Linked DNA regions of Homo sapiens: region 2 is linked to region 1. Evidence: chromatin loops called from intact Hi-C (ENCODE). Cell type or tissue: PC-9. All regions are shown on one strand. Links, peaks and the distances in the headings refer to the core of each region. The heading gives the core; the rest is flanking DNA.

What was found. A loop is a pair of places that touch in the nucleus more often than their neighbours do. Peaks named below come from ENCODE experiments on the same cell type or tissue, not always from the same donor. Only the 100,000 strongest peaks of a DNase experiment are listed, where the experiment ranks them.
Region 2: a loop joins it to region 1, with 7 times the contacts of the local background. A loop is called at or near these places in 1 of 110 quality-filtered maps.

The regions. Positions count from the first base shown.
Region 1 is chr10:126,197,380-126,201,945 of GRCh38, reverse strand. All of the region lies in intron 3 of ADAM12 (ADAM metallopeptidase domain 12), which reads left to right. Among named protein-coding and RNA genes, the nearest start is that of ADAM12, 190 kb to the left of the region's middle. RefSeq lists a silencer at 1,335-1,515. In PC-9, for the core only: no CTCF peak of the experiment used is centred there; a DNase peak (open chromatin) is centred at 2,535; H3K27ac peaks cover 2,075 bases.
Region 2 is chr10:126,064,995-126,069,560 of GRCh38, reverse strand. ADAM12 (ADAM metallopeptidase domain 12) reads left to right here. Exons shown (of 23, transcript NM_001288973.2): 13 at 2,755-2,844; 14 at 4,560-4,566. Among named protein-coding and RNA genes, the nearest start is that of FANK1-AS1, 94 kb to the right of the region's middle. In PC-9, for the core only: no CTCF peak of the experiment used is centred there; a DNase peak (open chromatin) is centred at 2,900; H3K27ac peaks cover 1,975 bases.

The sequences.
Region 1 (4,566 bases), core at 1,248-3,747:
ATGTGAACGACAACGTTGCTGAACTAGCCTGCTGCCTCTCTCTGGGGCAGGCCTCTCTGCTCGAGGTAGAAGGTCTTGCTCAGAGCCAACACCTCTCTGTTTTTGTTTCTGCCTGGTCTTTCTTTCTATCAATGGGAGCACCTCGGTTCTCTGGGTTCTTACCACTTCCCTTTTTCTTTCTTCATTTCACCGTTGTATCTCCAGGTCTTTGATCCACTCTAAGAATGGCTTCTCAGCTCTGTTCCTTGTCACCACCACTCTCTCATCTGGTGACTACATCATGTCTTCCCTGTACATTGCCAGTTCCCCATCTCCCAGGGCTGCTGTAATGAAGCACCACAAACTGAGTGGCTTCAAACAACAGAAACTCGGTCTCTCGCAGCTCTGGAAGGCAGAAATCCTAAATCCAGGACTTGTGACTTCTGGCAGGGCCACGTTCCCTCCCAAGGCTCTGGGAGGAACCCTTCCTCGCCTCTTCCAGCTTCTGGTGCTTGCCTGGGGTTCCCTGGCGTTTTTGGCTCGTGGCAACAACACTCCAGTCTCTGCCTCCCTTGTCACTTGGCCTTTTCCCCTGTTTCTCTTCTGTATCTCTGTTTCGTCTCATGGCAGCCTCCTCTCTGCGTGCCTGTGTTCAAATTTCCCTCTCCTTGTAAGGCCCACACTACTCCAGTATGACCTCAACTTAGCTTGGTTACGTCTGCAAAGAACCTATTTTTAAATAAAGTCACCATCACAGGTGCCGGGAAGTAGGAGTTAAACGTATCTTTTTGGAAGGACGGTTCAACCCACGGCACACATCATGTTATCCTTTCTCAAATGATCCCTTTTTCTCACTCCGTTGTTCAATAACCATTTGGCCTGTGGAAGAAATTCTGACTACTTTAGCCTGATGCTCATACTCTTTTCCAGCCTGGACAACCCCACCTTTCTAGGATCACGTCCTATTACCTCCCATATGAGAAATTTATGCCCTGCCCAGACTGGTCTACTGTTTCTAGAACATTCCATGTGCCATTTACAATATCTGTGCCTTTGCTTACAGCATCTCTGTTGCTTTGATTTAACCACCACCACCACCCTGCCCCCATCACGTACACAAAATCTAAGTCCTAACAACTCTCCAACGTCCATCTCAAACCACATCCTGGGCTCTTTCTCTAGAGTCTTGGAGACTCCAACCTATTGAGAATCCTCTCTCCTTTGAACATTCTGAACCATTTAGAGCTTCTCATCTGGTGCTTTGTTGCTGCTGATGTTGCTCTTGCCATAAATAGCTAACGTTCCTGGAGAGTTCACTGGGCACCGTAACTGAGCTCTTTGCACACATTATCTTATTGGCACCCCACGGCAGCTCCACAGTGTGGGAACCATTATATCGTGGTGTTGTCGATTAAGATGCTGAGGCTGAGGGAGGCAAATCCCTTGCCCAAGATCTCACCAAGTAGTGGGAGATGGAGACAGGAGTCGTGCTGATTTTTCTGACTCCAAAATTCTGGTTTTTAACCTCCAAATGCTCCTGCTTTTATTGGTGTTGGTTACTGTTCAATTTCATTTTCATAATTAGAGCATAAACTTCCTGAGCCTTGAGACCATACTTGAAGGCATCTGATCGTGTTTGGGGATCAATGTCATGGTTATTAATCTGTTACTCCATTTTCAAAGACAAAAACCATTGAGTTAACTGAAGACCTAGGAAGTCTGGAGTCCTTCCTGCTCCCTCCTAGTGCCCTCAGACCATCCAGTCCCCGTGTGAGCTGCACTTCTTGCCAACCTTAACAGCTTGCACCTGTTCCACCTCATTATGTGGCCCAGGTCAGACCCTGCATGGAAATACCAATTCATAGAATATTCTAATTAATAGAACAGTGAATATTAAAGAGCATCTCGTAGGTGGTAATTGTCTGGTAACTAGTGTGTAAGTCACTGTCCTTCCTTCTGTTGATGGACTATATACATAGGTCATGGTGCGTGTGGAAGACCCCATTGAGTGCCTGTATTTTGTGCCAGTGGGCTTTTGTTTTTGTTAGTCAATCATTTGACCAAAAAGCATTGCTTTGATCAGGTGCACACTGTCTATGTTTGTTAATAGAACAAACCTTAATGCCTTTCTCAAGGTCATGCACAATCTCAATTAGCTAGAGAGACAGGGATAGGATGACTTATTTTAAAAGAATGCATCCTTATTCTTTCATTATCAGGGAATATTACTGACATGTACAGAAACTTTATATGTATTCCATTTGTAATTCTAAATGTTTATTTTTCTCTGATTTAGTAAAATAACTCACTGAAGTCTAAAAATGAAAACCTGGTTTTGTTTAGATGTGTAAGACGGTCCGAGACACACTCTGGGAAGCAGCAGCAGCTTCCCACAGACAGGGTCACATGATGCATGGGGCTGATGACACTTGATGAGCAGAGGTTTATGGGAGCGTTTCTGCGGTAGAATCCCAACGCATTAGCTGGAGGCCAGGAGGGGCTGCGAACTTGACAATATGGCTGAGTCATGGGTAGTCGTTGAAATTGGCTGGTGGCCGTTATGCCTAAAATGACTCATGCACTGCAAGCAGATATGATTGTTGGCATGACTTGAAATGAACACCGGCCATTTCAGCGGGATGGTCAGGCCCGCTGATCTCGATGGTGATTAGGTGGATAAGTTTTCAGCAGGGCTGGGTTGCCTCATCCTCCTGTCATTGTCCAAGGCTTTGAAATCACTTTTTCTTACACTTTACTGAATCATCTAGATAATTGCCCCAAACGAAACCTTCATTCAGGTGGTTAGTCTAAACTTATTGGGGTCTTCAACCTGGTAAGCAGGTAGTTTTAAAGTGAGACTGAGGACTTGACTACATAACTTAAATTCCTTATTCCTAGGGCCCCAAAAGCACAAAGCTCACCATAAAAAGACACAGATGCCCTGAAAGAAATTTCTGGAATCTACAGGCCTTCTGCTCAAGCCTACCTTCCTTACTCTTTGATATCAGATAGTGGTAATAAAATGGGACATATTTCTGATATACTGGGAAAAGTCATTTCTTCCCCTCTTGAAAAATGTTCTCCTCTTTTCTCACCACAGCTGGGAGTTTCTAATATGAATAAAGTGCCAGGAATTTGGCAGTAACAGTATATTCATAAATACACATGAAATTTGGTGGGGTTTAAAGAAAAATAAAATGGAAAGAGCATATTGTCAGGTTTAAGCACAGACCTACCTTGAGATGAAAACTGAGTCTGTTTGTAATGGTTGTTCATTTGCTTTGCAAGGATGCGTGCCAGGCACTCAGCCTCATCCAGAGGTGCAGGCAGAGATCCCCGGCACCCACAGCTGGGTAGGAGCAGCAGGGGAGGTGCTGGATCTCTGTCTTCAGGCCCAGAAACAGAAGCTGCAGGATTCACACGAGCTAAAGGCTACACTGGCCCTGGTTGCACATTTTGCGTCCACAAACCAGATAGCAAATATTTCACTGCAAGAGCCGGTGAAATGCAGAACATATGGCCCCTCCCAATGGCTCCAGGAGCTGGAGACAAATCCAGCATGTGGGTGATGAGACTTGCCGGGCCCTTCTGGTCTCTCTCCTGGTTGTGTAAATTCTGTCGTCTTACACTTCATTAGACCAGAAAAAGGTACAGACCTTCCTGATAGCGTGACCTCCCCTCTGCCATGGCAGGGTTGAGATTCAGTCTTTGAAATGTGTCTACTGATGCCGGAGAGCATGGGCGTCTGCAACGGTGACTGACCCCTCTCCTGTCCTGCATCTGCACCTCCCACAGGGGGCTTTCCAGGGAGGGCCGTGGACTCAAGGGAGGAGAGCAAGGCCCGTAGTGGCTGTCCATCTTGACTGAACACCAGCCCCAACCCATGAGGAGATACCTGGTTTGCATCTTCACGCTTCTTAGGAAACAGTGATGTTAATTTGGAACACATGTCTTTGTGTGGAATGAAGAACTGTAATTTCACATTGAAGCCCCAGTCCCTTCCCTCTCCCATTCCTGCAGTTCACGGAGGTGATGTCACCCCATGCGTGGTGGAGACTTAGGCCTTCCACGTACCACCCGCTGTCTGGGGCTTTCAGGCCTGTGAAGCATTTTCTTGCTTCTTCTCCACTCATAACCTCCCTCCCTTCCCAAAGATGTCCCTACCAGCATCACTTCTCTCTGTCACATGGCCACCTAAGTATCTTTACTTCAGCCTCCAAATTCATTGACTATTTGTTGGGCACCAGTGATATATAAATACCAAATGCAGCCAGGCAGGCTCCTGCATGCCAAACCCAGGTCTGTTTCTCAGGCTTACCTCTGTGTCCTCAGATGCTCAACCATCCGGCCTTCCTTAAATCAGTCATTTAGTTCCCAGCAATGAGAAATTCCCTGACTTCCATTCCATCTTTGTGCTGCTCCTCTTCGGACTCCTGGCTTGGTTGTGCTTCCTCTGCAACCCCAGGAGGGAAGCACACGACTGTCCTCTCCCACAGGGTCACTCACAGTCTTGCTGTGGACCTCCTGTGGTGCACAGCCTCCAGGCTGCATCACCAAAACCCTCAACTTGCCTCCCTTCCGCTCAAG
Region 2 (4,566 bases), core at 1,395-3,894, 130 kb after region 1:
TCCATGAAGGAGTCATGCGGCTTGACAGGGTGCTGTCTCGCCAGGTGGCATGTTGCATTATAGGGTAGCTTTGATTATTACAAACTCCCTCCTTGTACAGAGCCAAACTGCTTGCATGCAGTTACCAACTTTGTATTTCTGCGGTTAAGGTCCTTATTTTGTAGGATAACTTCTTGATATTTGAAGATAGCTCTCATTCCCCTCATCCAAAGTTCTTTCTTTGAAAGTTACAGGTGAGCCTTTTGCCTCACTTTTTAGATTTGCTTTTTTTTATTTTTTGCTTTTCAAAAAATAGTTTCAAGTAGTTATTATTAGAAAATAATAGTTTCAAGGTTCAAACTCAAATTGTGTTTGGCAGTGTGACAACCTATTTACAGTTTCCAAACTGCTTTGCCTAAGAATTTTAGGCAAAAAGACTTGTTAACCTGGGTTCTTTATCCCCCTACCCAGTGCTCAGGCCCTGGTTATTCTGCATGCCCTTACATCAGATTGACCTGGCCATTCCCTGGCCCACAGAGGGACCCAGTGTGTTACGACATCAGGGAAGGAGTAGTAAATGGGATCCGAAAAACAACTGCCAGCACCCAATGGAAACCAGCTTCTCCCTTGCTCCCAGAAATAATCTCCATCATTTTCAAGAAGATGGCTTCTAGTCTTCTCCCAGTTCATTGTGATTAAGAATCTGTGTCTGCTACCTACAACCTGAGAATGACAATTAGGGCTTTGCAGAGAATTCTCTAATGCTTTCATTATTCTTTCTTCTTTGGAGACTTGGTATTCATTGGCTCTGTTGGACTTCTCTATTGAGGACTAAAATAATCAATGTAGCAGCAGATGAAGAATGTGTCTCTTCTGAGAAATATGGTACTGCAGAAGAAATAGATCCTGGGTGGTTTGAAGGCAGGTTGATTGCTGAAGCCTTCCCGGACAGGGCATTGGATTTATATCAACATAAGGAAATCCTGACAACTCACTCATTCTTCCAGCTAACAGGATTGGGAAAGCAGCCTTATCTCCTTGTTTAAAGTCAATAGGATGCCAGTAGCTTGCGAATATCTTTTAAACTTAGTTATCTTTCTCACATTATCATCCCCTTTGAAGTCAGAGCCATTTGGCATGGCTGCATTTCCATTTGAGCTGCTGCTTATATTACTGGGTGATTTGAGAGAGGGGGGAAGATATTTCTTAAAGAATTTTAGGACCCAGATTTAGGATGGCTGATTTAACATGGAATTTCAAGAAAACTTGTAATTTGGTAAATGTGTCATCCATAGAGCCATTTAGACCATAAGGACCAGGATAGCAGTGGTGTGCATTTGATGACACTGATTTAAAAATGCAATTAATGGACTACTTTTTTTAAAAAAAGTTCCTAAACTCTTTTAGAATTGTAAGTCCACAAGTTAGAAACCCTTACTGTCATAAAAGTTACAGCTATGACTTCTGGTTGACAGTTTTATCTTATTGTATATATTACGCATTCTGGATGTTTATAAAGTCCTCAAGCAAATTTAAAATTTAATAACTTTGGAAGTCTGTATAATAGAATCAAATGGAACATCAAATGAGAGCATAATTAGAGTTTTACATAGGATATAGTTTCAGTATCTGGGTTTGCCATAAATCTTCTGGATTATTGACAAAATTTTATTAATTGCATTTATAAAACTCATGATAAATCCATTCAAGAAAGATGGTTTTCAGGAGTAAAGTATTATATTATTAAACTAGTATGTGATTAGCTTCACCCCAGCCAATGGTATATAAATTTTTCAAAGCATATCATATACTGGATAAAATAAAAGAACATTGATAAATTACTCAGTATTAAAGATCTATGAACTGTTCCATCTTATGATAATTACATTTCTTCTAAAATGTGTAAACTGCAGTTACTTGAATGTTCTCAAGTACAAGGACTTCACTTGATAAATGCGTGCAGGCCTTTTGTTGAGAACTGAGCGAAAAATGTCAATCTCTTGTTTTTGTTAGGAAAAAATGGAAGCAATGGGTACGTGTGGAGCACAGCATTATAAAGGAGTTACTTTCTTTTCTCACTTTTGTTTCAGAGAGGACAGTACATCTAATGCTTGAACTATCCATTTAAATCCCTCGCAAATCAATGGGCACAGCCCACAGGCCTCCTGCCGGCCACTTGCTTGTTATAAGGTCCATTTCTGACTTTCCGAGTGATGGAATTGTCAGGCCAGACAACTTACCCGGGCTGCTCAAGGGTCTCATCCACAACCCTGGCGAGATTGCAGGGAATTGTGGTTGAAACCACTGGTTTGACTTCATTTCCTGCCAGTACTCTCTAAATCAAAAAAGGTTCATTTTTGAAGAGTACAGATTGTATGCATCTATGTATATTTTTGATTGGGTAATTTCAAAGTCCTCCAGGGATCCTGATGCAGTCCACTGCAATGAGATCCGCCTGGACACCCCTCTACAGAGCCCCAGTGTACTGCTGACTAGAGTGATGTCCCCAGCCGGCCAGCCTATGTTACAACTGCTTTACCTTTCATGAGGGCACTTGTGTGCTACTGGCTTTTTCCAGGGACTCGTAGACCCAGTTGGTTCATAAAAAGCAGAAGCTTTGCTTTCCTAACAGACGGAAACAGGCAGGTGTGCAGTTCAGGAGCTGGGCCCTCTTGGTCTTTCTTGCTTTTTGCAGCCATTTAAGGTGTGATGTTTGCATTCAGTGAGTGCATACTCCATAAGACCCTGTCAAACAAATGCCATTCCCCTTTCCAGGAATGTATGAATCGCTGCTGCAATGCCACCACCTGTACCCTGAAGCCGGACGCTGTGTGCGCACATGGGCTGTGCTGTGAAGACTGCCAGGTGAGTCACCGGAGCTACAACTTGACCCCCAGGTCGCCAACAGGTTCAGGTGGTTCAGATCTGATGCAGGGCAAGCAGTGTGGCTGGAAGGTTTCCCAGCACTCACCACAGCACGCACCATCCCTCCTTCTCACGCCAGTTGGTGTTACCCACCTCTTACTGTTTAGCTTCCAATCTTGGGGTGAAATGCACGCTTCAGTTGCCAGTCACTTGTGTTTATTTATTTAGGGGCTGACAACTGATCAGACCGATAAACCCTAGTTCAACTTTAAATGCTCCATTTGTGCCGTCAGAGGCACATGGGGTTCTACTATGCTGACAAGAAGAGCAAGGCGAGAACAAGTCCCCATCCACTGTCACTCAGGTTCCCCCAGGTTCATCTTCTTGATCCCGCGGACATCTGCCTGCTGGCTTGTCCCAGAAGTTTTGTATAAACAACTCAATCTTAATGTCCTCCCAAAAGAAGTTGCCACCAACCCCGCCCAGCCAAGAATGGCAGTTTTATACTCTCGCCATTGCTGCTGGCTAGGACTGCGTTTCTTTTGGCAGTTCCATTGTCTCATTATTCAGAGCTGATATCTGAGAGTAGAAGCCTGAGCTTTTGATTCAACAGTTCCAAGGGTAGAGTTTTATTTCATTTTAATTAAGCAATTGATCCTGACATTCTGCTTGCAGGAAACTCCCTCTTAGCTGCCCCACGTGAGCACGGTGATTTAGAAGTGCATTATAACATTTAATGTTCGGCTTTAAAATAGCCTTCATCCTCTTCCTAATGCTGATTAACTTCTGGGGAATGTTATAAGCAGCTGGCTCTCCCTGGCTCCCAGTAACTGGTGAAGGAAGGTGCCTGGAAGGGAGTCGGGGGAAGGGGGAAGCAAGTCTGAGCCTGTGCCCAGGGGATGCCCAAGTAAGGGGAGGGAGGACCACAGGGCAATGCCTGATTGTGGTTCACTTTTAGGTTATGACTTTTTAACAATTGCTTTCGACTTCCAGATCTTCTAGAAGTTGGCAGGGGTCTTATCTCTTTGCGTTTGAGGAGTATGCAGGGAACTAAGCCCAGGACTCGCAGGGTTCCCTAGCTGTGTAGCCTCAGACGGGCTACTCTGAGCCTTAATTTCTTCAACCACAAAAAGCTGAGCCATTGGTCAGATGGCTTCTAACATCCTTTACCTCTCCCTTGTTCTTCTCCTGTTCTTCCCATAAAGCAGTAAAGAGAGAGTTCCAGTTCTATGATTTGACGACTGACTAAAATTGCTATCGTGATTGTGACCTTAAAGTTATTTTTATTAACTTGCCCACACATGCCAACACCATAAATGCAAATGTCCCCTTGAAATGTGTCATAGTGTTGACACCCAGAGACCTTTTTCTTAAGAATCAACCAGGCCAGCAGCCAACGCTTCCCTCCTTCTTCTTCCTCTGAGGTGCCAAGTGCCAGCAGCCAGCTTGTGTGTTTCTTGGAGAACCCTGATGTTGCATGACATTAACCAGAGGCTGCTCTTGGTTGTCCCACCCACTTTAGAGTGGAACAGTGAACCCCAGAACGAGAATCTGATGATTTAATGAGGTATCTCTACATTAGAAGCAACTTCCTTTGAAATCCTCACCCCTTATGTGGGACTTATGGCCTTGTCCACTCCAGCCCAGGAGTAATGCTGAGAGCTGCCTCTCCCTTTCCCCGGGTGCATGTGTCATAAATGGCCCTCTCCTTCCAGCTGAAGC